Regions from separate parts of the Homo sapiens genome. Here regions 1 and 3 are each linked to region 2. Evidence: chromatin loops called from intact Hi-C (ENCODE). Cell type or tissue: mammary epithelial cell. All regions are shown on one strand. Each heading gives the region's core, and the rest is flanking DNA. Links, peaks and the distances in the headings are about the cores only.

The links. A loop is a pair of places that touch in the nucleus more often than their neighbours do. Peaks named below come from ENCODE experiments on the same cell type or tissue, not always from the same donor. Only the 100,000 strongest peaks of a DNase experiment are listed, where the experiment ranks them.
Region 1: a loop joins it to region 2, with 7 times the contacts of the local background. A loop is called at or near these places in 97 of 110 quality-filtered maps.
Region 3: a loop joins it to region 2, with 14 times the contacts of the local background. A loop is called at or near these places in 53 of 110 quality-filtered maps.

What each region holds. Positions count from the first base shown.
Region 1 is chr5:79,544,253-79,554,456 of GRCh38, forward strand. LOC124901013 (a long non-coding RNA gene) reads right to left here and starts at 3,383. Exons shown (of 2, transcript XR_007058839.1): 1 at 3,202-3,383; 2 at 1-160. LOC105379047 (a long non-coding RNA gene) reads left to right here and starts at 3,321. Exons shown (of 3, transcript XR_948497.3): 1 at 3,321-3,392. In mammary epithelial cell, for the core only: no CTCF peak of the experiment used is centred there; a DNase peak (open chromatin) is centred at 3,929.
Region 2 is chr5:79,852,337-79,862,540 of GRCh38, forward strand. LOC105379048 (a long non-coding RNA gene) reads left to right here and starts at 7,525. Exons shown (of 3, transcript XR_948500.3): 1 at 7,525-7,604. In mammary epithelial cell, for the core only: a CTCF peak has its summit at 5,990 (motif pointing left); no DNase peak of the experiment used is centred there.
Region 3 is chr5:79,699,252-79,709,455 of GRCh38, forward strand. The region is part of intron 1 of CMYA5 (cardiomyopathy associated 5); the gene reads left to right. Among named protein-coding and RNA genes, the nearest start is that of CMYA5, 15 kb to the left of the region's middle. In mammary epithelial cell, for the core only: a CTCF peak has its summit at 3,862 (motif pointing right); DNase peaks (open chromatin) are centred at 3,570 and 4,180.

The DNA of each region.
Region 1 (10,204 bases), core at 1,957-6,956, 310 kb before region 2:
CTATCTAAGGAACTGAGTTTTCCTTGAGAAGTGTCCCAGGAAGAAATCCCCAGGGCTGTCTCCTTGGTCTTTGGCCAGTGATTGCAAATATGCTGAGTTGAATCCATCTTGCAGGAAGCGTGGTAGATGAGTCGGCTGGGACGGAACCCACCTCTGCTGGCTGCACAAATGCACAAGTTTTGTTTTATAAAGTCATTCGGTACTGGAAGGCAAATTCTCCTACACAAGATGTAAACTTGAAGTCACTTAAACTGTTGTGTCATTTTTTTCCAGAAAGATGAAAGGTAACAAAACCATTCTGAAGTCAGTTAGCAATGCACACGCTTATAGACATGAAATACTGCCATAAAGAAACAAAATTCCGTTTTAGAATTCTGAAGAACGTACCTATCAGGTAACAAAAGCAAGATGTCTGGCAGAATTCCCTGGGAGACTCCTTACCTTCATGTCCAGCTGCCCAGTCACTATCTGGAGGCATTTATAACAGAGGAGTCAGTGGCACAGTCAGATTCCCTTGGAATGCTCTAGAGTTGCACTAATTTACATGTACACAATTTAATTTATACCACCATTTCCATAAACATGATGGACCGGTTCTGATTCACCTATAGCCAGCTGTGGATATAGCACACTGGCAGTTTTTCTCCTGCCTCTTGAAACCTATTTTCAGAATGAGACTAATAGCTAAGGTTAATTTAGAACTTACTATGTGATACCCACTGTACTAAGAACTTTTCATATACTGCCTCATTTAATCATTTAATCTTCTATCCTGTGAGGTAAGTACTATTATTATGCACATGTTACAGAGGAGGAAACGGAGGCACGAACTTGTGCCAAGGCCATATAATTTTTACAGGAGGATCTAGGGTTCATATTCAAGTCTGTCTAACTCCAAAGCCCATACTTTTGCCTTATACTGCAATCTTCTCCAGTCCCTGAAGGAAAGCAATGTTTCTGTTAAGAGGAAGGGGAAAGGTGTAAATGGGTTTTAAAGTGAACACAATGAATCTTAGGCAAACTTTTTTTAAAAAGCACATTTGTTTTTGGTGCCTGCCCACCTCCATTTCTCCATTTCGGTGTGTCTTTCTCCTACATTGTTACATTTCTTCTGTGGTTTGAGTACAAATTTAATAAAGCCATTGATTCTGTTACAATATTTACTATTTACAAAACAAAAGCTGTGCACAGTGGCTAATCCCAGCATTTCGGGAGGCCTAGACGGGCGGATTGCTTGAGCCCAGGAGTTTGAGACCAACCTGGGCAACATGGCAAAACCCTATCTCTATAAAAAATACAAAAAAAATTAGCTGGGCGTGCTGGCACATGCCTGGTGGTCCCGGCCACTCAGGAGGCTGAGGTGGGAAGATCTCCTGAGCCCAGGAAATTGAGACTGCAGTGAGCCAAAATCGTGCCATTGCACTCCCGCCCGGACAACAGAGTGAGACCCTGTCTCAAATAAATAAATAAATAAATAGATAATCAAATCTGATTATCTAATCTTTGTCACAGTTTTCTATCCTCTAATTTCTTAAGATATGCCAGCTTCATTTCCTTTCACTGGCCCTGTTGCCTGTGACAGACACTGGTGCTGCTTAGCAGAGAGAGGAAGCCATTCCACTGTCCCATATGGGCCCTAACACCAGTCCCTTCTTTGCTCTTTCACTCCTCAGTGAAGACCTTCTTGGATCATTTCCAAATCTCTTGGTCCTTATTACTAAAATGTCGATGTGAATGGATTGTCCATCAGAAATCTGGCCTCTGAGAGCATTCCTCAAGTTATGCTGACAGTCAACATAGCCATGAATTCATATTTGCACACAGCTTCTTAGGAAAAGAATTCTCAGGCAAAATAACTGCAGTGTGTTCTGGTTTGTAAACCAAACATGTTTGATTTGTCATATACCATTCAAATTTTAAAACCTTTAAGTTTTAGTGAGTTGAGTGCTCTTATTTTACAGATGAGGAAATGAAAATCCTGAGAAGCTAAGAAATATCCTAAAATCACACAACTTATTAATGCTTGTACGGAATTAGGAACTAGATCTTCTTATCATATCTCTTCTAGTGAACAAACAATAAGGCCAAAGTTAGTATGATGTGACAGTGGAGCACTTTGCTAGGAATGAAGACAGCCAGGTTTAATGCCCAATTTTGCTACTAAATGTGACATTAGATTAAACTTTTACTCTCTCTGGACCAATTTCTTCAACTATAACCTGATGGATTTGATCTAGAAGTGCCCAGTAAGATAGTCACTAGCCACACATGTAACTATGGAGCACTTACAGTGAAACTAGTCAAAATTAACATGTTCTGTAAGTGTAAAATACCCACTGGATTTCAAAGACTTAGTACCACACCAAGAATGTAAAATATCTCACTACAAAACAATTTTTATATTAATTGCATGTTGAAATGATAATGTTTGGATATTTTGGATTAAATAAAACATATTACTAAAATAATTTTTACCAGTTTTTTTTCTTTTTTAATGTGGCTACAAGCAAATTTAAAATTAACTGGATGGCTTGTATTATCTTTCTACTGGATATGTTACTGTAGGAGACTTCTCAGGTTTCTTTTAGATCAGAGGTCAGCAAACTTTTTCAGGAAAGGGCTGGAGAGTAAATATTTTTGCCTTTTGTGGGCCACACGGTCTCTGTTGCAACTGTTCGTCTCTGGCCTTGTAGCACTAAAGCAACCACAGAATACATAAACAAATGTGTGTAGCTGTATTTCAATAAAACTCTAGATACCAAAACAAGCGATGGGCCAGATGTGGTCTACAAGCTAACTGTAGTTTGCCATGTACGTTCCTTGGGTCTATTCACATTTTCCTCCATTCAACGTTTACTGAAAAGCTGTTATCTATTTAAAGACATTTAGAATAAAGAGCCAGCCTCTGCCTTGAGCCTAGGGAGGAGCCAGGAACATAAACACACAAGCCAGCAGGATACAATGTGAACAACACTGTGATCAAGGAGATTGGAGAAGGCTTCTTAGGGGAGTAACAGCTGAGTTAGGATTCTGCAGAATGAATATGCAGTTTTCCAGATTCAGGAAAGGTTTTATCTAGGGAAACATAATAGCACACATAAGGTGACGTGTGTTTATGGCAGCCGGGGAGTACTGTGGTGGTGATAGTGGGAAGTGAGATGGCAAAGAGGAAAAGGGCCAGATGATGATTAAATGCCTTACCTGCCGCAGTGAGAGCATACACACATGCTCTGATAGCACTTCTTAGACGGGAATTCTGAGGGTCAAAGCATGCCATCCTGGGGTTGGCCCATGGCAGCACCAGCCATGAAGAGCAGCCAGCCTGGCAGGTGTGGAGAGGCCCCAGAGAACCACAGAAGCAGCCGCAGAAGTGATGAGTGAGCAATCTCCAGGTAACTAGATCTGTTTTGCAACAGGGGCTGAAAACCTAACCTAATGCTGGCCACCAATAGGGCTAAACAGTGTTAGCAGGTACTGTCAGCAGGCCTCAGGCAGAAGCAGACAAGAAGGGTAAGAAGTAAAGGAGAGGGAGGAAAGGAGTTGAAAGAATAAGAGAATGAGGTGAAAGCTGAAGTCCCCACAGAGGTAACAAAGTACTGATTGATTTCCTGAGGACACCCTCAGTGGTGCTGGGTGGGAGGCTGCTGAGGGCCTGTAGGCTAAGTTCGGGGATTGTTGGCCTAAACTGTGCATTGGAATCTTTTATGTAATTGGAATTTTTAAAAAATCATAATGTGGAGTATAATGGCATATCTTTAAAATTATAAATATATATGAGGCATATGTGAACGAATGAAAGACAAAAGAGAGAAAGAAGGTGTACAGGAAGGGAAAAAGAAAGAAGAAAATGAAAACATGATTGATTGCAAAATAAGTAAATAAATGAATAAGTACTCATGCCTGGGTCCCACCCCTGGAAATTCTGGTTTAACTGGAATCAGGGCCCAGACATGAGTAATTTTAAAAGATGATTCCAGTGCACAGCCAGGGTTAAGCACCACTGATTTGGTTTAATAGAAGCTGAAGTGATGTCCCATATCTACTTGGCTGGTAAGTAGGTACTCAGTAGAGGTTTTTTCAAGGTGAGAGGAAAAAAAAAAAGGAAGGTACACAAAAAAAGGCAGGAAAGCAACAGAAATAGAGAACCTAAACCCATTCTCATATGCTTGAAAGCAATTTAAACTACAGTTATAGTAGGTTAGTGTTGTTATCTGTTGTATGTGAAATGGACAACATGAAATACAAGAATTTTCTGCATTAACTTGACATGACTAAAATCAGACAGCTTCACCAGAGTTTTTTGGTCTCAGACAATCTAGAGTACTCTCTTTCTCTGGAATTATCAACTCTTAGGTACATGTCTTCTGATGCCCAAAATTGCCAGTCAATTCAGAAAGTAGAATGTTGCTAAGTTGATAAATTGAAGCAGCTGCAGACAACCAGCAAAACCTAAGCTCTGGTTTAGTTTATTTATTTATGTATTATTTATTTATTTATTTTCTGGCAGAAGATCCAACACAAAGATACTTAATAAGAGCATTTAAGTTCAAGAGCAATTAAAAATAGTAAGTTACCTTTTTATACTAGGAGGATTATAAATGGACATTTCTCTGCTTTTGAAATCAAGAATAGAAAATACACAACTATCTCAAAAGACTCAGCCTATCTGATCATCTTATTTTGTACTGCAATTCCAACTTCCTATCTGCCTTTTCTCATTTTTTTTCTCTATAGCACTTCATCTTTTTGCATACTGCATACTTGTTAGTTATTTTGTTATGTCTTCTCCATCTTCACTAGAATGTAAGCTCCATGAGATCAAGATTCTTATCTGTTGTACTCAGGTATACGCTTAGTGCCTATCACAAGTGGGGACTCAATAAATGTTTGTTGAAAAATTGAACAAATTGTTTTAAAACTGTCATTAGTTGGCCGGGCATGGTGGCTCATGCCTGTAATCCCAGCACTTTGGGAGGCCGAGGTGGGTGGTTCACCTGAGGTCGGGAGTTCGAGACCAGTCTGACCAACATGGAGAAACCCCCGTCTCTACTAAAAATACAAAATTAGCCGGGCGTGGTGGCACATGCCTGTAATCCCAGCTACTAGGGAGGCTGAGGCAGGAGAATCGCTTGAACCGAGGAGGCAGAGGTTGCGGTGAGCCAAGATCGTGCCATTGCACTGCAGCCTGGGCAACGAGAGCAAAACTCCGTCTCAAAAAAAAAAAAAAAAAAACTCTTGTTAGTTTAACGTGTTACAGAAATATTTTAGAACAAGAGGGTAATGTCTAATATCACTTCAAGATTGTGTCACACTAAGAAGCAAGTTTTTTTAAAAGGTGTTATAATGTTATTAAAGTTGTTTGAAATGAGTCAATAATATATACACAGCAAGTGTAGGTATACATTCAATTACTAGTGTGGAAGGAATCAGATGAAGTTAGTCAACAGTTGTAGAATTGCCTTTTGACTGAAAAAGGATCATCCTAGGATTTTTATTCAAGTCTAGATCATGCTAAAACATTGTCTCCTCTGTCCCTGTTCTTGCTGCCATACACTTTTGCTATAAGATCAAAGAGATGAGGTCAGAAGGAACAGGGAGAGTTAGAGAACGTAATGAATGCTGGCTTTCTACAATTTGTAAGCAAACCGTTATAGATCCACTTGGAGTTTAAAAGCAGAGTAGGCCGAGTGCTGTGGCTCACACCCATAATCCCAGCACTTTGGGAAGCTGAGGCGGGTGGATTGCTTAAGGCCAGGAGTTCAAAACCAGCCTGACCAACATGGCAAAACCCTGTCTCTACTGAAAATACAAAAATTATCCAGGCATGGTAGTTCACGCCTGTAATCCCAGCTACTCGGGAGGCTGAGGCACGAGAATCATTTGAACCTGGGAGGCAGAGGTTACAGTGAGCTGAGATTGCACCACTGCACTCCAGCCTGAGCAACAGAGAGAGACTGTCTCAAAAAAAAAATAAATAAAAATTTAAAAAGGCAGAGTGGTCAGGTGCAGTGGCTTATGCCTGTATCCTCCTGCACTTGGGGAGGCCGAGGTGGGTGGATCACTGGAGGCCAGGAGTTTGAGATCAGCCTTGGCAACATGGTGAAACCCCATTTCTACAGAAAAAGAAAAATTTACCAGGTATGGTGGGACACACTTGTGGTCCCAGCTACTTGGGAGGCTGAGGCAGGAGTATTGCTTGAGCCCAGAAGATCGAGGCTATAGTGAGCTGCGATTGTTCCAACACACCCCAGCCTGGGCGACAAAGCAAGACCATGTCTCAAAGATTAAAAAAATTAGGCCGGGTGCAGTGGCTCATGCCTGTAATCCCAGCACTTTGGGAGACCGAGGCAGGAGGTCAGGAGACCTGAGGTCAGGAGTTTGAGACCAGCTTGGGCAACATGGTGAAACCATGTCTTTACTAAAATTACAAAAATTAGCCAGGCGTGGTGGTAGGCGCCTGTAGTCTTAGCTACTTGGGAGGCTGAGGCAGGAGAATAGCTTGAACTCTGGAGGTGGAAGCAGTGAGCCAAGATCTCGCCACTGCACTCTAGCTTGGGCAACAGAATGAGACTCTATCTTTAAAAATAAATAAATAGGCCGGGCAGGGTAGCTCACACCTGTAATCCCAGCACTTTGGGAGGCCGAGGTGGGTGGATCACCTGAGGTCAGGAGCTGGGGACGAGCTTGACCAACATGGAGAAACCCCGTCTCTACTGAAAATATAAAACTTAGCCGGGCATGGTGGCACATGCCTGTAATCCCAGTTACTCAGGAGGCTGAGACAGGAGAATTGCTTGAACCCGGGAGGTGGAGGTTGCCGTGAGCCGAAATTGGGCCATTGCACTCCATCCTGGGCAACAAGAGTGAAACTCCATCTCAAAATAAATAAATAAATAAATAAAATAAAAAATAAATAACGAGGCCGGGCGGGGTGGCTCACGCCTGTAATCCCAGCACTTTGGGAGGCTGAGGCCGGCAGCAAACAAGGTCAGGAGTTCGAGACCAGCCTCGCCAATATGGTGAAACGCCATCTCTACTAAAAATACAAAAATTAGCCAGGCATGGTGGCAGGCACCTGTACTCCCAGCTATTCGGGAGGCTGAGGGAGGAGAATCGCTTGAACCCGGGAGGCGGACGTTGCAGTGAGCCGAGATCGCACCACTGTACTCCAGCCTGGGTGAAAGAGCAAGACTTCATCTCAAATAAATAAATGAATACTTACATAAAATTAAAATAAAAATAAAAGCAGAGTGAAAACTACCAACAAGAGTTTATTTATGATAAATTGGTCCAAAGTCCCATAGTCCTGGAGCCAGGACCCTTGTAGACTTTTGATTTGAAGAGATTTATGGCAAATTTAATCTGTGTAGGCCTGAGTAACCCTGGGCTAGTTGAAATAGAGGATTATTGAGGAGAGTATTTGATTATAGTTAAGTCTAATGAGAAAAGTTCTTGACTGTAGAAGGGTGTTAGATTTTCTTGATACTGTCATACATTGTGACCATTTTCTAATAAAAAATACGTGAGCACCATCATTATGAATTTCACATAATGCATTTATGCATTTCAGTAACTTATGGAGTTGTAAGTGAAAGGGTATATTTTTGGTGGGAGCTAGTCCCGTAAGAAGCCTTGCCATTTGGGCCTATGGCTGAGTCATTACTTCTCACCTGTTGGCAGCTAACTGAATTTTGGGCATACTACCAAATGGTAATTTAGTCTTGGGGTACTTATCTATCATTGCAAACCAGTGAAGTGGTGGCACCAGTACTGAAACATTGATTTCAATTCTATATCATAGTTAGTTGAGGGAGACAAACAGACTTGGGGGCTGAGGGAAGAGAAGGGAGAAAAAATGGAGAGGTAGAGGAGAAAAAGATGAACAAAGGAATAAAGACAGACATATCAAGAGACAGTGAAAATACTATGCCACGTTGACTTGTGCACAGACATATAGACCTGCACCTGTGCACACAGTGATCCTAGAAACGCAGATTCACACAGAAAGATAGACTTTAATGGAGTTTAGGGTTTGTTATTAAAGGCTTCTAAAGTCATTTCTTTTTCTCCCTAACTACAAGATATAAATGGGAATAACAACATCTGGTACTTGCAAAGTGAGCCAAGACAATTAAATTAAAAGTAGAAGGTTAACCATCCTGCCTTGGAATGTGCTCTTTAGGCATTGAAAAACATTTCAAATTTTAGATTTTTCTTAAGGCAAAGTCTTTCAAATTACTTTTCAAGATTACACCTACTTAGAAGATGTAACAATGTGTTCGGATATCATGACGTCCTTGCATGAATCAAGGAAGGTATGATTTAAATAATGTTTTTAAAGCCATATATGAGACATATAGGAAGCAAGGAGAATAAATTAAGGGAATTCTGAATAATATAGAGAAAATTCAAACTAAAATTGTGCCAAAGTCCCTCCATGCCTGCCCACACCTCCTTTTGTGGAATCTGCCCTGCCCACCTTTGCTGACCAAGTGGCCATGTTTTATGCCACATGACCCTGCCTCTCCACTTCCACCCTGGGTGATGATGTCAAAAGATAGCGTCTGGCCTACGTACTGCCAGTTCAGTGACTTGATTGTGGTGGATAGAATGTAAACTCCATGAGGGCAGACATGTTTATCTGTCTTTTTCACTGTCTTTACCCCAGCATCGAGATGAGTCCTTGGCACATATTAGGTGTTCCGTAAATATTTGATAAATGAATGAATGACTGTGGCTTGGCCCAAATAGATGAACTGGGTCAATTAGAGTTCTCCCTTATGGATCTGAAATTTGAGAAAAAGGGAGGACATAGTGAGGCAGAGTGAAAGGACGTCAGGGACTTGAATGATAGCCAAAATTCACAGGCAAGTTACCAGGAAATTGAAAACAGATGGAGCTCAGCGAAAAACACTAGAGCACGTGCATAGAAAGATGCCACAACATGACAAGAGATGAAAAAGCTGCTCTGTACCAGCCCCATTTCCCATGAGGCTTCCTGTGCTTGGATCACCACAGGATCACTGCAGTGTCTTAAAAATACCCACAGCCGCAGCCCTTCCTTCCCTTGAGTTAGCTTAAGTGATTATCTGTTCCTTTTAATTACAAAAGTCCTGACTTCAGCAATAATGTATTTGATACAGTAATGATGCCCCAAGATAAGGTTATTATAACTACTTATACGAATATCAAAAGAAAGATGCTAAACTGGTATACATAAATGATTAAATCCTGTGAAAATAGAAAAATAAGATAGATAAAATGAAACCAGCCCAGGGGTTAAGAATACTAAAAAATATTTACTCATGCAACAAAGAGATATTGTTAAGTGTTTGTTAAGTGTTTACTAGGTGCGGGCATTGTGCTGGAGCTGGAGATGGCAACATAAAAAGACATGATCAACCCTCTTTAGGTATCAAAGGTCTAACAGGGACACAGCAAGTACAATGAAGAACCATAGAGAAGATGCAAACAGAGTGGGAAAGGAGCATGTGAAAAGGGGACATTTTGAACTGAGATGTGAGGAGTAAGTAGGATTTTGCTAGCAATGAATGAAAAGATTCTGCAGAAAAATTGTACTAGAGATGCTGAGTGGGAGGAGGACAGTCTAGGCGGGAGGAGTAAGTGTGCAAATGCAGAAAGGCAGGAAAAAAACAATCTTGGAATTATGAGTCTGTGAAGGGCAAAAAAGAGCCCGCAGAAAATGAAGCTTGCTGAACAGGTAGGCAGGGCCAAATGGTGAAAAATTTGAGATTTTATTCTGTAGGTGACTGGGAGCCATAATGAATACCAAGCACTGGGGAGGCATGGTTACATTTGCCCATGAGAAATTTCACCCTGATGTGAGGGTAGTTTGATTCGAGCCTAGCAATAGCTGGGGGAAGGGAGTGAGGGGGTGATGTGGTGGTGAATGACAATGGTTCCTATAGAATCTACGGCAGCAGAGGTGGGTTACAGAGAAGAGCTGGATATGAGAGTTTTGGAGTAAAATCATCGAGACTTAATAATTGATAAAGTCAAGATTGATAGGTTTGTATAGACAAAAAGGAACAAAGATATGAAAAACCGTCATTAACATTTGGAAATTACTGTTCCTAAAGAAAAGTTACACACTTTCACTTAATCATCACTGTGGGAGAGGAAGAGCTGCTGCTATTATCAAAAGCTCCCATTTTATAGAAAAGAACGTGTCTTAGAGAGCTGA
Region 2 (10,204 bases), core at 3,293-8,292:
ATGATGAGCATTTTGAATTTTAAAGGAAGCAAACACAACAGGGAGGAATTATGAATCAAGAATTTGATTGAGACTGGATGAAGCATCACAATTAAGCGCTTAAAATACCATAAAAAGTAAATTTCTTGCCTTCCTTTTCCTTCTGCTTTTTTTCCTTTCTCTTCTTTCCTCCCTCCCTTCCTTTTCTTAACACTAATTGAGCTGAGAAGCAAAACTTACCATCACATTTACTCAAAATGGTCATGATCTAATGGGGGAGACAGGAGGTGGCATCAGGAGCTCCGGCCCAGGGTAGAATGTGAGATGCTCCCAAAGGGAAGGGAGCTTTGCAAAGGGGACAAGATGTTTTAGAAAGAGGAGAAGCAGCATTCACAGATGAGTCCGGAACAGATTCTCAGAATCTGAAAGGCCATCTAAGGCCAACTTATCCAGGGTCCCTTATGGGATCCTAAACTGTCAGTGGTTTTATGACCTTTCTTCAGTATCTGTAGTCATTCAATTGCCAGACAGGTCAGCATCCCAAAGACAAATGATAGACAAAGTCTGTATCTGTCGATATCCATCAGGACTTCTTTGGTTATAAGAGACAGGAAATTGACAACCTGGTTGAAGCAAAAAAGGTAAAGGTAATTGAGTGCCTCATAGCACTGAAATGTTCAGAAAATAGTCCTGGCTTCAGTCGAGACTGAATGTAGGGGCTCAAATGACATCTACTCTGAATCTCTCAGCTTTGCTTCCCTCAGGTGTTGCTTCCTTGTTAGGCAGGCTTTCCCCTTGTGAAGGCAAGACAGCCACCACCTGCCCAAAGCTCCTGTCTGCTCAGCAACCCAGGCGGAAGAGGGCAGCTCTTTCCTGCTAGCCTTGGGCAACTCTCAGGCCAGCTGGAGTCAGGGCTGATGCCTAGACTAATCACTGTGGCCAGGGATGGAGGACACGAATGGACCAGGCCTGCTACAGAAACACCCCTGGGGCCAGACAGCGGACACAGCTCCACCCAAATCATTGAGAGTAGGGATGGGGCTGCTCCCCAAAACAAAACCTGGGGACTGAGACCAGAAGGGGCAATGGGCTCTGGCCAGTCAAAAACAACCCAAGTCCCCTTCAGTACAAAACACATACATCTATAAATCAGAAGAACAATTCATAGGAAAAATAAAGTAAAAAGGTAAAAATTCCCCCCCAAATCCCACAGCGTATATATAATGAACATATTTGCATTCAAAACCTTTTTCCTGTTCCTAAGCTAAAATGCCCCTCTACAGTTCTTATCCAATGACCCTAACTCCACCTTCCTTAGCTACATAGCAAAGGTTAACTCCTTTTAGAAAGCAGAAGACACCCTCCAAATGTTTGAAGACAGCTCTCATGTCCCTGCCAAGTCTTCCTTTCAGCCCAGTATTCTACCTGTGCCTCAGTTGTTCTGGTTTCCTGACCCACTGGGTCATGGCCGTGATCCTGCCTGAGGCTGGCTGCAGTTGGTCCATTCCTTCTTGACATGAGCTGCCTGGATCAGACCTCAATCCTTGATAGTGTGGATGGGCAAAAGGGGGCTGCCATTTCCCTTGCTCCGCATACCACCTTTTGTTCACAAAGCCTCTGATGACATTCACTCTCTTGGCAGCTCTGGCCCTCTGCTGGTTCATGCAGAGCCCAGAGTCCACCCAAACTCCCAAAAGCCTAAGTCCTCCCCAGAACACCTAGCCTCCCCCATTCCACACCACTGAATTCACAATTTGAACCTCAATGCAGGATATTGCAGGATATCACATGCATGTTGACTAAGCTTTCTGGTTGTTCCATTTTGGTTTGCTTTAGTTCCAGCCCGAGAGATGGTGTAGAGCCCCCTACTGCCACGCATGTGTCAGCTCTCTGACTCAATGGGAGTCAGAAGCACGTTGACCCAGGTGTGAGTCATAGGTGGGAGGGTGACAGGACCGAGCCAAGGCTACAGCACACACGTAGAGTGCTCACCTTGTTCAGCACACACTTAGAGTGTTCACCTTGGGTTGGCACCAGTGTGAGCATCTGTGGATGACCAGCTCTGATGCTCGCAAACTGTGCTGCCATCTATGCTGTACTTCCCTATCTGGTCACTAGAGGAAAGGAGATGACCTTTAGCCTGGGGTGAAAGTGGCTGGAATTTCAATAGAGATGGGGAGTGGGACTGGGGGCGATTTCTAGGTGTCAGAGCTCCACATATAAAACATGAGAGAGGGAAAGGCAGCCACCCTTGAGAGAGAAGCCCCTGAAGAGAGGGAACAGGTAGGGAATAAGCAGACGGCGAGAACCCTGAGGGCCTGCGTGTCAGTGAGGAGCCCGCCATTCAAGACGTTTGGAGCAGAGGCCTGATGGACTCGGAACTGCCCTATAGGAATACCCCGGGCTGCTGGGCAGGGAGGAGTGAGGCCACAGTAGCAGACTAGAATCTACATAAAGGAAGTTAAAGTCCCTAATCAGGACATAATGGTGGTGAGGATAGGGTGGGGGAACAGAGAAAAGGCATTCCAGAAATCAACTCAAAAGGACTTCGCAACTGTGTGTGTTTTGGGGCTGAACTGGGAGGTATAGAGAAAGAGTGATTAAAGATAACCCTAGGGTTTTAAACCAGAGGAAACTGGAAAGTGTTAATACCTGGATCAAAATTAGAATAATCAGAAAGAGCAATGGATTTGGAAAAAGAGAAATTGTGAAGGAAGAATTAGACTTTAGGTAAGTCGGTAGTATTGGTGGGATTCTGATGATGAGTGGCAGGTGGTTAGAAAAATGAGGGCAGGCATTTGTGGAGAAGTTGGAATTGGAGGTGACAATTTGGTTTGTTATATAGAAATAAGAATTGAAGCTTCAGAATTGGTGTGTTCAATATGGAAGAATGTGAATGCTGGTGAGGGCTGTGGACAGGTAAGTTGCGAGTGATAAAGTATTCTGCAATGGAAATTTCTATCATTAGCATCAGGATCCCATGCATGAGATAGGAGGAGAATAAAAAACCAATGAAGGAGAAAGAGAATGTAGGTGGAAATCTGAGATACTGCAGATCATCATAACCATAATTTGTCAAGACTTTTTTTTGCAAGTGATAAGAAACAATTCAAATTGGTTTAATAAAAAAAGAGATATATTGCCTCATATAACTGGTAAGTCCAGGGTAGTCCACATTCAGACGCATTCAGTGGCTCAAAGACATTGAGACTTATTTTTACTCCTACGCTGTATTCTACTTTCCTCTGTTGGCTCAGGACTCTTCTCTTTATGGTGACAAAATAGCAGTCAGGAACTCCATTCTATCTTCTGCCGCAGGAGGAACAAACAGTTCCAATGGTTGCCATTACATGCTCACCTCTGAGCCAATCTCTGGGGCCAAGAGGTGGCTATGCTCGGATGTGAAGCCACACTCAGCTCTGACTTGCTGGTCTTGGAGAGAGCAGCACCTCAACCTGGACACTGAAAATGGGATGCTGAGGGTGGGAGAGGGTTGGTTCCCTAGAGGAACACTGGGGTGCTGCTCCCAGAAGAAGGTAGAATTGACACAACCAAGACAGTGACTATCCACTACAGAAACCAAGGGAAGAACTTCAGGGAGGGTTGTAGTCAACAGTGACAAATGATGCGGAGAGGATGACGAAGAGAAGTGAATGGGCACAGACTTCAGACATGGTGGCTGAGTCATTTGTTTCTTTCAAAGATTGTAAATATGTGAGGAAAACAGATTTTAGTGGGTGAAGGGATGGGTGGGAGTAGAAACACTACAAAGGCAGGCAGGCATCTGCTATTTCAAAGAAGTCCATCCGTGAAAGGAAGCAGACAGACTAGCTTTCCCCCAATTCTGTCCCACAATTACTGAGCGAGACGCCGTGCTAGGAATTGGAGCCCCAAGATTAATAATTCCCAGTCTACATTCTCAAGAAGCTCAACGCTTGGAAAGGAAGAGATAATTGTAAATGAATAAATTATGGGGAGAAGGAATACGTCATGATTCCAAGGTTTCAGAGCGGGAAGTTACAACAATGAGAAGCTGATATTAAGCCAGAGCTATCACAGAAGACAGAATGATGAAATCAGTCTGAGTGTACAAGGAAAGGCTTTTCAGGGGAGGTGGTACCTGAGCTGGGTTTTGTAGAATGAATGGGAGCTCATTTTAGGAAGCAAGATGGGGAAAGCAGTGCCAGGCAAAAGCAAACATTCCTTAAGAGGTTCACAGACGCGTACTGCTACAGGGAAAACTCCAGAGGATGGGAAGAGTAGGCAGGGAGGCCTGTGTGATATGCTGAGGGGTGTGGGGCAGGGGCAGTGAAGGGTTTTTAGGTCAGTGCAAGGCAATGTCAGATTAGCGTGCTAGAAGAACCTCTCTGGACTCAGTCTGGAGGGAAGCCTGGGGGAGACCGAGGGGCCAGTTCAGAGGATGTGTTGATAGTCATGTAAAGGAGTGACCAAGTCCAGCACAAAGAAGGCGGGGACAGGGAAGAGGGGAAAGAGTGAGAGGAGCACCAGGAGAGGGGAGAGCCCGTAAGACAGTGAGAGGGAGGCAAGCTTTGAAGACAGGTGATGGGGCTGAGGGCAGGAGGAAATGCATCCCTGGAGAGGGTGACGCCAGAGGTGCAGGTGGGAAACGGGTAATGGGAGGAGGCAGAGAAGGTGGGCTCAGGCATGGGTGGAGGCGGAGAGAGGCCAAGCAGTCAGAGAGGAGGAAAGATGGAGAATATGGATAAGAACCCAGGGCAAGAGTGAGAGAGGCAGGAGAACAGTTGAAGAGCTTTCCTTCTCTCCATGAAGAAAGCAGTGAGGGCCAGGCATGGTGGCTCATCCCTGTAATCCCAGCACTTTGGGAGGCCGAGGTGGGCGGATCACCTGAGGTCAGAGGTTCAAGACCAGCCTGGCCAACTTGGTGAAACCCCCGTCTCTACTAAAAATACAAAATGTAGTTGGGCGTGGTGGCAGGGGCCTGTAATCCCTACTACTTAAGAGGCTGAGGCAGGAGAATCGCTTGAACCCAGGAGACGGAGGCCGCAGTGAGCCAAGATTGTGCCACTGCTCTCCAGCCTGGGTGAAGAGTGAGACTCCGTCTCAAAAAAAAAAAAAAAAAAAAAAAGAAAAGAAAAAAGAAAAAGAAAGCAGTGAGATCACCTGTCACTATATGTGGGCTGCAAATTTCCCTTTGGGGAAAATGGGGATAGTAACAGAAGCAATGGATCACTGAATCACATCAACTCCACCCCAGCTGTCCCCTCCTCTCCATTCTTCTGCCATTTGCCTCTCCCAGGTCTTCATTAACTATACCAGTGGTTCTCAGGGTGGGTGTGGGGTGCTTGAACCAACCTTGATCATCCTGGGAGCTCCTTAAAACTCTCACCCACCCTAGCATCTGATTCAGGAGGTCTAGAGTGAGCCATGGGCATGTGTGTTTCCAGAAAATCTCATATAGGAGAGATTCTGAAATGTATCACACAACTTAGAATTACTAAGGTTCATAGGACTGAGTCCCGGAATTTGCCATGTTGTGGGAGAAGACGGGGTGGAATCATTTGCAGAAGCTAGGTGGGTGTAAGTGACTCAGGAAAGGAGGACAAGGAGGAGGTGGCTGTGCCAGCAGATACGGGAAGGAGCGGGGGCTCCTATTCTCACATTCAGCAGATACGCCTCTCCCAAGCATCACTAGGCCAATCCCCACCCTTCCCAGGCTGCCCTTTTTATAACTTTATTTCCCCTTCAGTATTTCCCTTGATGTTCACTTTAGCCTGTGGGCCACCAGCATCAACATGCAGGGTCACAAAATGTGATTTGCCAGTGAGCACACAACAGACTAAGAACTATCAAAGCTGAGCTGAGGATAATCATGATTTTCTGAAATATCATGGCCATTCTTCTGAAGGCAAGGAATAAAACTGGGGAGAAAACCCACCCCCACACACACGGAAACTTGACAATGAAAAGGCACTGGGTACCTTCAAAAGTTGCACGAGTTTGTGTGCAGCACTGCCCTCTGCTGGTCAGAATCAGACCTGCAGCTGTAAGGCAACAGCATCTGACTTCTGGATTTTACGGTAAAGAGGACAGGTTAGTTGGGCTTCCGAGTCATTGTAGGTCAAGTCACACACTATCATTAAGTCCACATGTGTGACTCTTCAGGTACAAACTGAGCCTGAAACTTTAGGCTTGGAGGTTTCCAGTTAACTATATTCAAATAAAGACGCAACTGCCTAGGAAAAACACGAAGTCCCTGAATAATTTCTTTGTAAAATATTTGGGTGTGCATGTAATGGATACAGTCACCTGGAGACAAGTTGCAGAGGTAGAAATCTTTCCTGGAGTCAATGAATGAATTTTTTAAAAGTCTGATAATTCTATGCTGTTAATAATCATGGCCAACATTTACTGAACATATATGGTTATTGGCATCTTCTGTGCATTACATCAACTAACTTTCCTAACAACCCAATAAGACAAGAACAATTATCATCTGTACTTATAGATGAGGTAACAGGTATAAAAGAGTCCAAGGCCACAAAATCTTGGCAGAGAAAGAGATTACACCCAGAACTTACTATACAGCCTCCTTGTTAAGGTCATACCAACTGCTTTATTACATAGACACCAAAATACGTAATTGCTCTAACATCATAGATGTTTTATTTTGTGCTTCTATAATGGTCCCAAGTAGGTGTTTCTTGTGACTGGGTGCCTCTCCTCCTCCAGGTGCTGCAATTCCGGGACTCAGATTCCTTCAGGCTTGTGGCTCCTCCACCATGATCTGGGTCTGGTTATTTTCATACACATCTAGCCACCCAGAAGAAGAGAAAAGAGCAAGGAGAAGGCACTCCTGCTTCTTAAAAAACAGCTGTGGCTCACAGGCCAATGGAAAGAACTATTCTTCTGGCCACACGTAGATGCAAAGGAGGCTGGGAAATGCTGTCTCTGGCTGGTCAGCCTCTTTCCAGCACCAGTGCCACATCATGAAAGGGGAGGCAGGGATTTTGGTGGTCAAGGGCCACCTCTGCCCTCTCTCTAGTAAATATGATGGATGGTTCACTGATTTAAGCCACACCTTTGGCCACTACCCCAGGTGAACACCACAGCGAGGTCCTGAGACTGGGTTCCTTTAGCAATAAATCCTTGGAAGGTGCCTTTCCTCTTGACAAAGCACTTTTACACCTTTACATTTAAATTATCCTATTTAATAATTTAATTATTCCATTTCATCCTCACAACTCCTGTGAGGTGGGTTAATTGCCTTTATTTCACAGCTAAGGAAAATGAGGCTAAGCCGTCGGGTGGTTGCCCAAATTCCTACAGCTGGGATTCAACCAGTTTATTCTCGTTGCCAGATCCTGGAAATAGTGGCAGCTGCTAAGCTTAAGTGGAGTTTGACCAAAAAGCTTTATGGTAGAGAGAGAGAAGTGGGCAGAGCTGTGAGCAGAAACAGGCACTCACAAATTCGTGGCCTGAAACGACACTGCTCATTAAACCTTGTGACTTTTGGTCCAGTCTCTGCCAGAAATTCTAAAGTTGGAAAAAGTTGAGAGAGAAGGGAGGAGTGACAACTGCAGGCTGCTGGAGAAACAGCAAGGTTCTCAGAATTTTTCTTCTACCTTGATCAAATGTCACAGAAGGTATAGAACCATGACTTACATTTCACAATTTAATGATTTACATTGCAGATTTCATTTACCTTGGACGATCCTATCATGTTCTTTGTCGTTGTGGATTTTTCCTTCTGGAAACTTGTGAGGGGACTTCATTTCCCTCCCATACGCCCCCTCACCACTTTTAGTCTTATCAGAGTCTCTGATAACAGTCTAGTAATGAGGGACTATCGTTACTTTTATTCTCACCAAGCTTTCATTCTGGGCTAGTTTAAACATTTCAAGTTTTATTTTATATTTTTATTGTGCAATGTTTAAAATACACAATAAATTTAAAGTGTTAGCATTTTCCTAATATCTTTATGTTGATTTCTAAATTAATTCAGTTATGTTTACAGAATATACTTTCTTTGCTTTCAATTATTTTACGTTTGCTAAGGTTTATTTACAGCACAGAATGTGGTCTATCTTGTGTACTTGAAAAGAATGTGCATTTGTTAGGTGAAGTGTTCTGTATAAAAATCATTTGGGGCCAGGTGCAGTGGCTCATGCCTGTAATCCTGGCACTTTGGGAGGCCGAGGGGGGCGGATCACCTAAGGTCAGGATTCAAGACCAGCCTGGTGAAACCCCATCTCTACTAAAAATACAAAAGATTTGCCAGGCTTGATGGCAGGTGCCTGTAATCCCAGCTACTCAGGAGGCTGAGGCAGGAGAATCGCTTGAACCTGGGAGGCAGAGGTTGCAGTGAGCTGAGATCACGCCACTGCACTTCAGCTTGGGCAACAAGAGCGAAACTCCATCTCAAAAACAAAAAAATTACTTGGGTAAAGTTGGTTGATAGTGTTGTTCGTGTCTTCTATAACCTTGCTGATTTTATGTCTACTTTTTCTATTGATTACCAAGGGAAGAGTGTTAACATCTCCAACTATAATTATGGATTTGTCTGTTTCTCCTTTCAGTTCTTCTAGTTTTTGCTTCATATATTTTGAAATATTGTTGTTAGGTGAATATGCATTTAAGATTATGTCTTCTTGGCAAATTGAACCCTTTATTATTATGAAATGTCCCTCTTTATCTCTGAAATCTGCTTTGATAATAACATAGCCACTCCAGTATGGTACATTTTTCTCCATCTTTTTACTTTTAACCTATCTGAATAAATACAGAATATATTTAAAGATATATCTTGTATCCTGTTTTCACCTCTAATTTTTGTTCTTCTGTTTTCTATTTCATACCTTATTTTGGATTATTTGAACATTTAATATTATTTAATGTTTGTTTGAATAATTAGCATTCCATCTCAATTTAGCTACTGGCTTCCTGGCTATATCTTTGTTTGTTTTTAAAAATTTTATAGGTGCTCTAGGGGTTACCGTATACATACCTAAAGTTCCACATTCTACTTACAGGTAGTATTTTCCCACTTCAACTAAAGTATAGACTCTTCCAATCATATTGGTTCCTTTACATTTACATACATTGAAATCTCCACTATATAATTTAATGATTTTTGCTTTCAGTAGTCATACACAATTTAAGTAACTGAAGAGGAGGGAAATAGTATTTATTGACACAGATATTTACTATACTGCTGTTGCTTTTTCTTCATTTCCTAATTTCCAGGTTTTCCTCTGATATCGTCTATCTTCAGCCTGAAGAACATCCTTTAGCATTTTTTTTTTTTAGGGCATACCTGCCAGCAATCGATTCCTTTGGTTTTCCTCCATGATAACAGACCCCATGGGGATTATTAATTTCTAATTTAATTAGGTTACAGAGTATATTAAGTATAATTTCAATCCTATTAAATGTATTCAGACTTGTTTTATGGCCAATGCAATTGTCTATCCTTGTGAATATTTATGTCCATTTGAAAAGAAGGCATTATTCTGCTGGTTTGGGGTGTCATGTTCTACAAATATTATTTAGACCAACTGTGGTTCATATCTTCTATATCGCTACTGATTTCTTTTTGCATCAATTACTAAGACAGAAGTATTAACATTTTATATTTCTTCTTTCAGTTTTGTTTGTGCTTTACATGAAGTTTTTGAAGTTCTGTTTTTGGATGTACACTCATGTAGTCTTATGCCTTCTTGATGTATTATTATGTATTGCTATGAAATGTTTCTTTCATCTTTGACAATAATCGTTGTCTTGAAATCCATTTCATTTGACATAAATATAGCCATTTCCATTTTCCTATTATTTTTTATCTAGTATATCTTTTTCTATTCCAGCATTTAACTTTTCTGAATTTTTGTATTTAAAGTGGGAAAGTAGATTTTTTTGCAGATAACACTTGTTGGGTCTCACTGTTTTATCTAGTTTGACAATCTCTGCCTTTTAATTTGAGTGTTTGACCATTTGTATTTAATGCAACTATTAATATAGTTGGGTTCAAATATGCTATTTGTTTTCTATCTGTCTCAATTGATCTTTGTTCCTTCATCTTTTCCTACCCTCTTTTGGATTTATTGAGTATTTTTAATATTCTATCTGCTGTTGGCTTATTGGCCATAGCTCATTTTAAAAACTATTTTCATAGGGTCATTCTACAGTTTACAATATGAATCTTGAACTTATCACAACTTATTTTCAAATAATATTATACCACTTGACA
Region 3 (10,204 bases), core at 1,866-6,865, 150 kb before region 2:
CCTAGGATCTCAGCTCCTTCTGTCTGATGAACGCCATTCATATTACCACCCTCCTAACAAATCATCTTGTTCTTTATTATCCTTGTGCCAAGATAATAAAGGGCATGGAGAATGAAAACTGAGCAGTGGTCATTGAATCTGGCAAAATGCAAGTCCATAGGGAGAGATGAATAACTAATAGAAATGCAGACACCTTTGAGAGGGTTTAAGCCTATCAGCATCTGCTTTAAATTGAATCCATTTTTGAATAGATCCTTTCAAATACAGGATCTAGGTTACTTTCCTGAGAGAAGAGGACACTAGAAAGTAGAAAGAGGGAAGTGGGTGCCTAGAAGAGGAGAGGGCATCCAGAGCAGACTGGGTGATATAGTTGTGCCTCAGTCTATCCTGCTAACAGGAGTGAACCGAGGGTATCACCCAGAAAACTGCAGAAAACTGGCTACAAACTGGCCTCAGTCACTGATAACTGCAGGAAGGGGTGACATTCTTATTTCCCTGACTCCTCAGAGAATCCGAAACAGAAGGAGAAGTTGAGCATGGACAGAGTTAACCGTGTTGACTTATAAACTAGAACTGCCTGAAACCAAATGTGGAGTTAAAGCATCTGATAGAGTTAGGACCCCTAGTGCATTTACATACTTGACTCATTAAAAGAAAATTCTGGTGGAGTCCCTGGACACCATCCTAGGTGGTCAGGGAGATGCAGGATAATACAGCCTTTGTGGCTGGAGGGCCAAGCCCAAGAGAGGAATGCTGGCATCTGAAGATCAGGCCTTATTTATCTGAATAACTGACTGGAATCAGTGGTCTACTTTACCTTAGAGAGAAATGGCAAGAAATGGCAACCACTCTTATATTTTTCTTTCTCTTTCTGTTCAGTTCATACTTGCTGCTCAACCTGCTACAGTTTTCACTTGTCAATCTCATAAGTTTCCTTTGACTGAGTTTGCATAGTTTAACACTTTAGAATCATGAATTCAGAAACCCAGGCTTTAGTGACAACACTGCCACCAAACAGGTTTCAGTTTGCTAGGAAAGCCTTACGTAAGTTATTTTCTGTAGGTGAGAGGTGCTGCCTTGGGTTCCAGAATCTTCGCCAGTTAGTTTTGATTTGCAATAGAAGTAAACTGCTCAATTTAAGCAGAAAATTGGTTGGTAGCTCATAAATCATGGGAAGGTTGGAGAACTAGTCATTAAACAGGAACAGCCCCTCAAACCATGCCTTAAAACTGGTCTGATGAATTATTTCAACTCAATTTTAAAAAGACAACCCAATTTAAAAATAGGCAAAGGATCTGAATAGAAGTTCTCTAAAGAAAATATACAGATGTCCAGTGAGCACATGAAAAGATGGTCAACATCATTATCCATCAGATAAATGTCAAATAAAACCACAACAAAGCCTAAGTGTCTATTAATGGATGAGTGGATAAGGAAAATGGGATATATAGACACAATGGAATATTATTCGGCTATAAAAAGCAATGAAATTCTATCATTTGCAGAGATGTGGATGGATCTGGAGATCATTACGTTAAGGGAAATAAGCCAAGCACAGATAGACAAATATCACATGTTCTCAGTCATTGGGAGCTAAGAAAGTAGATCTCATGAAGATAGAGAGTAGATTGGTGGTTACTACAGGCCAGGAAGGGTAGCAGGGAGGCAGGGATGAAGAGAGATTGATTAATGGGTACAAATATACACTTAGGGCTGGGCGCAGTGGCTCACACCTGTAATCCCAGGACTTCGGGAGGCTGAGGCAAGCGGATCACTTGAGGCCAGGAGTTCAAGACCAACCTGGCCAGCATAGTGAAACCCCATCTCTACTAAAAATACAAAAAAAAAAAAAAAAAATTAGCCGAGTGTGGTAGTGCATGCCTATAGTCCCAGCTACTTAGACAGGAGAATCACTTGAACCCAGCAGGTAGAGGTTGTAGTGAGTGGGATTGCGCCACTGCACTCCAGAGCAAGACTCTGTCTCAAATAAACAAACAAACAAACAAATACACTTAGAACAAATAATACCTGGTGTTTGATAGATCAGTAGGGTGATTGTAGTTAACATTAATTGACTGTACATTTCAAAATATCTAGAAGAAAATAAATTAAATGTTCCTAGGGTAAAGAAAAAATAAATGTTTAAGGTAATGGATATCCTAATTACCCTGACTTGATTGTAAAATGTCTCAAATGATCACATGTACTGAGAAAATATGTACAGCTATTACATATCAATAAAAATAAATTAAAATCTCACACACACAAAACCACAATAAGATACCACTTCACACTTTCTAAGATGGCAAAGACAGATGTTGGGAGAGGATGCGGAAGTATCAGAATCCTCATATAACACTGGTAGGAATGTAAAATTGTACAACCACTTTAGAAAACAGTCTGGCAGTTTCTCAAACAGTTAAACATAGAGTTACCATATGACTCTGCAGTTCCACTCCTAGGTATGTACTCGAGAGAAATGAACACATTTGCCCACATAAAAATCTGTACATTAATATTCATAGCATCATTATTCATAATAGCCAATAAATGGAAACAACCCAAATGTCCATTAACTAATGAAGAGATAAAGAGGCCAGGCGTGGTGGCTCACACCTGTAATCCCAGCACTTTGGGAGGCCGAGGCGGGTGGATCATGAGGTCAGGAGATGGAGACCATCCTGGCTAACACAGTGAAACTCCATCTCTACTAAAAATACAGAAAATTAGCGGGGCGTGGTGGCGGGCGCCTGTAGGCAGGAGAATGGCATGAACCCAGGAGGTGAAGCTTGCAGTGAGCTGAGATCTTGCGACTGCACTCCAGCCTGGGTGACAGAGCGAGACTCCATCTCAATAAAAAGAGATAAAGAAAATGTGGGCTGGGTGCAGTGGCTCACACCTGTAATCCTAACCAATACTTTGGGAGGCCAAGGCAGGAGGATCATTTCCACCCGGAGCAACATGGCGAGACCCTGTTTTTACAAAAAAATTTAAAAATTAGCTGAGCATGGTATAGTTCTAGCTATTCTGGAGTCTGAGATGGGAGGGTTGCTTAAGCCCAGAAGTTTGAGGCTATGGCAAGCTATGATCGGCCACTGCACTCTAGCCTGGGCAACAGAGCAAGACCCTGTCTCAAAAAAAAGGGTTATATTCATACAATGGAATATTATTTGGCCATAAAAAGGAATGAAGTACTGATACATGAATGGACCCTGAAAACTTTATGCTAAGTAAAATAAGTCAGATACAAAGGAAAACATATTGTATGGTTTCATTTATATAAAATGCCCAGAATAGGCAAATCTGTAGAGACCCAGAGTAGATTTGTGTTTGCCTAGAGCTGGAAGGGAGATGTGGAAGGGATTAGGGGTGATGCTTTAGGGGCATGGGGTGTCTTTTTGGGGTGATGAAAATGTTCTAAAATTATCTGTGGTGATGATTGCACAACTCTGTAAATATACTGAAAGCCATTGAATGGTACACTTTAAAAGGGTGAATTTTATAGTATGTGAATCATACTACAATAAAGCAGTTTTTAAAAAATCATCTGGTGAGGAAACTGTTGCCATGGCTGGGGCACTAGATGTCACAATTTGTGCTATTGCCACATCCACACCAGCAGTTCCATATTGCAGCAACTGGGACCCCTGCTACTGCCAGAGAGAACAAGGAGCTGCACATCTATTTCTTTCCTCAGTAGCTCTCAAGTCGGTCTAAAAACGGATGTGAAGGTCTTCACTAGGAGAGTATCTGGTGCTGTCAGCTCTGTCTCCCCAGGCCCCCCAAGGTGGGGAATTCACCAACTGGGAAGAGAGATCATTTGCTCAACTGTCTTTTTGGATGTCAGATGTCTGCTGGACCAGCAGGGGGCCCCGGGCTAGGCTTTTCTTCAGATTTTGTTACCTGACCCTCAGATCATTTAACACAGGATGCAGTATATTTTGCTATTTCTGTGGATGTACAACACTTTGTTTAAGCAATAGAATAAACTAGTTAATATTTCCCAAGGAAATTTAATTGAAAATACAACATAGGTCAGTGAACAGATAAAACCATATGAGGTTGAAGTTTTCCCCCATTAAATATCAGCTGAATCTGAGTATTCACTGTTTATTCCAGCATGGACATTCCATTTTACAATAAGAACAAAAAAGTCTTTCACTCTGGCCTCAATATGACCTGTCTTACACACCTTGGTATTTCTGCTTTGAGGTTTCAAAACTCCTTTGAGATCGTATCACTGTTTGCTATTATCAGGAATTTAATTCCTTCTAAAGCCTTTTGGTCTGTATGCCTAGGGTAATCCTCCTTTGGAGAATTGTCACCATCTCACAGGTGGGCTATAATAGAGTGTATGTATGACCCTGGTTCAGGGGAGAAATCAGACTCCAGTAGTGTCAGATTGTCTTCTCTGGTAAGTTGGAAATGGAGGCAGAGATTCTCTTTAGTTAGCTTGGAGGTTTGGGGGACATTTCTCAACTTTTTGGAGATCTAGTCAACTTTATTTTGATCTTTTCTTGAAAATTATTAATTTTTCTGTCAGTCAAAAAATATTCTAGGGCCGGGAACAGTGGCACATGCCTGTAATCCCAACACTGAAAGGCTGAGGCAGAAGGATTGATTGAGCCCAGGAGTTTGAGGCCAGCCTTGTCCACATAGGGAGACCCCCATCTCTACAAAAAATTAAAAAATTAGCTGGGCATCGTGATGCGCACCTGTAGTCCCAGCTACTTGGGAGGCTGAGGTGGGAGGACGATTTGAACCCAGAGGTCAAGGCTGCCATGAGCTGCGATTGCACCACTGCACTTCAGCTTGGGCAGCAAAGTGAGACTGTGTTAAAAAAAAAATTCTAAATGTACATCTGTGAAACTGTCCAAACTGTCCAAGATGTGGTAAAGAAGAATATTAGCTAAAATTGCTGAGCATAATTTGGTATCTAAGATGGTGTCCAGGAAAAAAAAAAAAAGGTATTTAATGCTAAATAAAAACTCTCTGTCAAGGCAGGAATCCCAGAGTGTAGAAGGGTGGGGAGGTGACAATCCATAGGGAAAGGGTATGACCCCCACTGTGGGTCTGAATGCTGTATCACACTCAAGTGTGTTTCTGAAACCTTAAAACAGTTCACCCAAAGTAGAGCGACCAGAATCCTGTGAGCAGACCCTGTGTGCAAGGGTCTGAAAGCCATTCGAACTGGTCCTATCACCCAGGAGAGGCTCCATCCTTCATCAAAGCAAGTCATGCCAACAAGCAGAAGTTTTCCTACCCCTTTATTTTTGTTCTCTTGGATATAGATATTAGAAGAGGGAAAAGCAATAAAATATCTTTTCTGAAAGCCAGGAGTCCCTGCCTTTGTTCTTGGTTGATCTCTTAATCTCTTTGGGAAATAATTTTCTGTTACTGAGGGTGCCATTTGGGGATAGCTATGTTGAGAGAGAGAGAGGGAGAGAAAGAGAGAGAAAGAGGGAGAGAGAGAGAAAATACTTGTAGAGACAAGGAGAGACCAGAGCCAAATTGACACATCAGAGATAGAGTAGCTCCCTTGACTCCTGATGGTTTTCCTGTTTCCCCTTCACTGGGAGGCCTAAATATACCTCTGGCCCCTGGAACCTATGAGAAGTCTCTATTTCTTTAAAATAAAAACCCTCTATTTAACCTAGCCTGAAAGAGTTTGTTCCTTACCACCACAAGTGCCTTAACCCCTTCTTAACATTTCTAACAGCTTTTAAACATTTTTCTCCTGGCTTGGCGCAGTGGCTCACGCCTGTAATCCCAGCATTTTGGGAGGCCGAGGTAGGCAGATCATGAAGTCAGGAGTTCGAGACCAGCCGGGCCTAGTATGGTGAAACCCTGTCTCTACTAAAAATACAAAAATTAACCAGGCGTGGTGGCGCACGCCTGTAGTCCCAGCTACTCAGGAGGCTGAGGCAAGAGGATCTCTTGAACCTGGGAAGCGGAGGCTGCAGTGAGGCGAGATCGTGCCACTGCACTCCAGCCTGGGTGATAGAGTGAGACTTGGTCTCAAATAAATAAATAAAATAAAATAATTTTCTCTTGCAGGCCTTGGCAACACATGTGCTCTAAGCCAGAGCTAGCCAAAAGAACCCCTTAAAACTGGAGTTATGCCCAACATGTCCAGAAATACTATAAATAGATAGATAGATATAGTATTTTTTTTTTTTTTACAATCAGGAATGTTTTGGACATCAATAATAACCCTAACACTGAAACCCAAAGCTACCATTAGTCCTTAATCACCACAACATGCCTGCAGAAAATTTTTAAAAACCTGCTTCAGAATTGAAAGAACTTTTATTTCCCACCCACACATCTTCCCACTGCAAATATTTTAAACTTGATTGAACAGAGCTACAGACCTGAAGAAAGGTCTATATTGACCTAACACCAACTTAAGCATATATCATCCAGGAGCTGGTAGAGAAAAAGTCTTGATCAATTTCAGTTTGATCTCACCAATCAGCGTCTAGGACTTTCTTTCAATCTCTCCTGGAGTTCTCTTGGAGAACTGAATACTAGCAGTTCTCTGGAATGCACTGTTGATAGCCACTTGACCTCTTTGAGCCTCAGACTCTGAAAGAAGCAGGTACTGCTACCTGCTTCACAGGTACCTGTGGGGGTAAATGAGAATGGAGATACACAAGGACATCATATGTTCCTGGCACAGAGTGGGACATGGACGAGTGTCAGTTTTCTCTTCTCTCCCTTCCCCATCATCTACTAGTACCCTGAACTATTGCAGGATCTGGCCAGCAGCCCGCAATGCAACAGGGCTCTTTCTTTGTTCCCAGGTGGATCGGCAGGTCGAGAAATAATAGACACACGCAAGATAATGAAAGCTGGGTCCAGGGGAGTCACCGCCTTCTGGTCCTGCGATGCTGCCAATGTGCTGGATATACCAGCATTTATTATTAAGTTTAGTGAGGGCGGGGGTAGGTTAGTGAGGGATTTAGGGTCATTTGATTATGAGGTGAGATGGTCACATGGGGATGAAGTAATTCTTTAACATAACATCTGTATGCAGAAGTACAGTATACAGAGATAAGAATTTACAATATAGTGTGTGCATCTGTAATTTCTAACAGAGCCTTAAAACAGAAGCACAGTCTTTCCATAACCTGTGATTAGCAAGATATTAATCAGCAGTAACAGTTGCAGCAAAAGCTGGTTACAAACAATCCATAGAAACAGGACGTGAAGCTAGACAACCGGTTAGACCAGAAATTCTCAGAACGGAGTACGCCTTAACCCTAAAGAGGCCTAGAAGAGTCATGGCAAGATCAGGGCGTTTATAGCCCTATCTTATCCATATGAACAGGTGCCCCTCATGCGTCCGTTTATAGGCTCTCCACAAGGGTCTCATTCCATTCCCAGAGCTATGAACATCTGCTTTTCTGGGATAGGAATCTTGGTGATGTGAAACCTCCCTGACTGCACGTCCATTCATAGGCTCTCTGTGGGGGGAAGCACATCACGCGCTGTTGGCTCATTCTGGCAGTGCAACCTGGCATTGTCTTTACACAGTCCTGCATGCAATTTTGTATTTACAATAATCAGGAGCATTTCATCTTTTATTCTGTAGCAATAGTTTCAGGGGGTCTCCCTACACTGAACATGAGTTGTTTCCTAGGTTCATGTTGCCATTTCTAGCAATGCTATTCTTCAGCCAGCACTCCTTACCCTGCACCCTTAGTTGAGCTGCACTCCTAGATGTACAAATAACTCTTCTTAGTTTTTTTGCTTCGTTTTAATTTTAAATCAAAACTAGGTGTGAACTCCAGTGTGGACTGCACCTATCCTCACTAGTGTCTTTTCTCTAATTTTCTTGGTGTGGCTTGTTGGAAAATGTTAAAGCTTTCTAGTTAGTATTTGAATACATTTCAGGGTCCTAAATGATGAGTGTTAAAGCCCCACTGCAAGAATTGTCAGCTTTGAACAGAATAGAGCCAGGAATGATGCACCTGCAGCCACTGAGACATACAACTGGAACGGCCCACTCAGCATAACTTTATGAATGTTTCTAGCACTAGAAAGGATTTCATTTTACATTTCTATTTGTTTAAGGACTGTGTGTAGCTTGCCTTTTGAACACATAATACACACTCAAAGATGTTGACTAAGTTAATGAATAATAAATGATGATGAATCAATGAATTCAATGAATAATGAATGATACAGGGAAGAATAATTAGAAGACATATTAATTTTGCTTAGTTACACTTTCCAGAGGTAATCATTATTAAAGAGGTACCTTTTGGCTTAATTATAGGCTTATTAATAAATTAAAGTGAGTTTACATATCTTCAAAATTTGGACTTCACAAGGTTAATTCAACACTGAAAAGGAAAAGGAAGAGAAGAAAAATATTTTCATTTGTCATTTGCCTAGTATGACACGAGATGTTTTACATATCATTTCCACATAACTACCTTATAAAGTAGATATGAGCCACCTGTTGAACTAATGATGACCTTCAAGCCCCGGAAAGGAAGGGGAAGTAATTTGCCTGAGCTCACACAGTGCCTTAGTCTGTCCGTACTGCTATACCAAAATACCTAAGACTGAGTAATTTAGAAATAACAGAACTTTATTTCTCAGAGCTCTGGAGGCTGGGAAGTCTGAGATCAAGGCACTGCAGATTCAGTGTCTGGTGAGGGCTTGAACCTCCTTGCTGAGTCCTCACACAGTGGATGGGCAAAAGGCCCTAGAGTGCTCCCTTCAGCCTCTTTCATAAGATTGCCAATCCCATTTGTGAAGCCTCCATCCTCATGACTTAATCATCTCCTAATGACCCCAGCTATTAATACTATCACATTAGTGATTATGTTTCAATATATGAATTTTATGAGACACATTCAGACCATAGCACATAGCTAATAAGTAATGAAGCCAGGATTTAAACCTAGGCTGCTCTGAAGTCAAAAATGCTATTTCTACCATGCTGTTTCTATCCCACGGACTTAGCACTGTGGGGTATATTAAGATAATGACACATAGTTTCTGTCTCAAGAAACTTATTGTTAAGTAGAAGACACATGGCAAATACTAATCATAATAATAGAAAGTAACATTTGGCCGGGCATGGTGGCTCACGCCTGTAATCTCAGCACTTTGGGAGGCCGAGGCAGGCAGATCACGAGGTCAGGAGATTGAGATCATCCTGGCTAACACAGTGAAACCCTGTCTCTACTAAAAATACAAAAATAAAATTAGCCAGGCGTGGTGGCGGGTGCCTGTAGTCCCAGCTACTTGGGAGGCTGAGGCGGGACAATGGCGTGAACCCAGGAGGCGGAGCTTGCAGTGAGCTGAGATTGTGCCACTGCACTCCAGCCTGGGCGACAGAGCAAGACTCCATCTCAAAAAAAAAAGAAAGTAACATTTTAAAAAATGGAGCTGGGTGTGGTGGCTCACTCCTGTAATCCCAGCCCTTTGGGCGGTTGAGGTGAGTAGATCAACAGGAGTTCGACATTAGCCTGGCCAACATGGTAAAACCCTGTCTCTACTAAAAACAGAAAAAAGTTAGCCAGGCGTGGTGGCTCACACCTGTAATCCCAGCTCCTCGGAGGCTGAGGCACAAGAATCGGTTGAACCTGGGAGGCGGAGGTTGCAGTAAGCTGAGATCACGCCACCATACTCCACTCTGTCACTCTGGGTGACAGAGCAAGACCCTGTCTCAATTTTTTTTAAATTTAATTTAATTTAGTTTTTTAAAAATGGTAGTTACCAGAGAAGTACTCTGCTGAATTCCAGTAAATCTGAAGTATTGTATTTCAGAGAAGAAAGTGAGGTAAGAGCCGGCTCAGTGACACTTTGGTTTTCTACAAACAGGTATCAAGGCAGGGCTCACATGGTACCCAGTGTTGCTAAGAGTATGGGTAAGAATGTGTGGCTCTCGTACACACTACTGATAGGAATGCAAATTAATCAACCTCTCTGGAGGGAAAACTGTCAATATGTGTAAAAAGCCTGAAAAAATTATTTTGCTTTTGAGTCTCAAATTCTACTACCATATTATTCTAAGAAAAAAAAATGTGCTGAAAGATGTATCTGTAAGGATGTTTATCAGAGTTATTATAGAGGAAACTTGGAAACAATCTAAATGTTCAACAACAGGGTACTGGGTAAAGAAAGTGTTACATGATGGAATGCTATGTTAACTATTAAATAGGAAGTTGTGGAACTGCAGTGA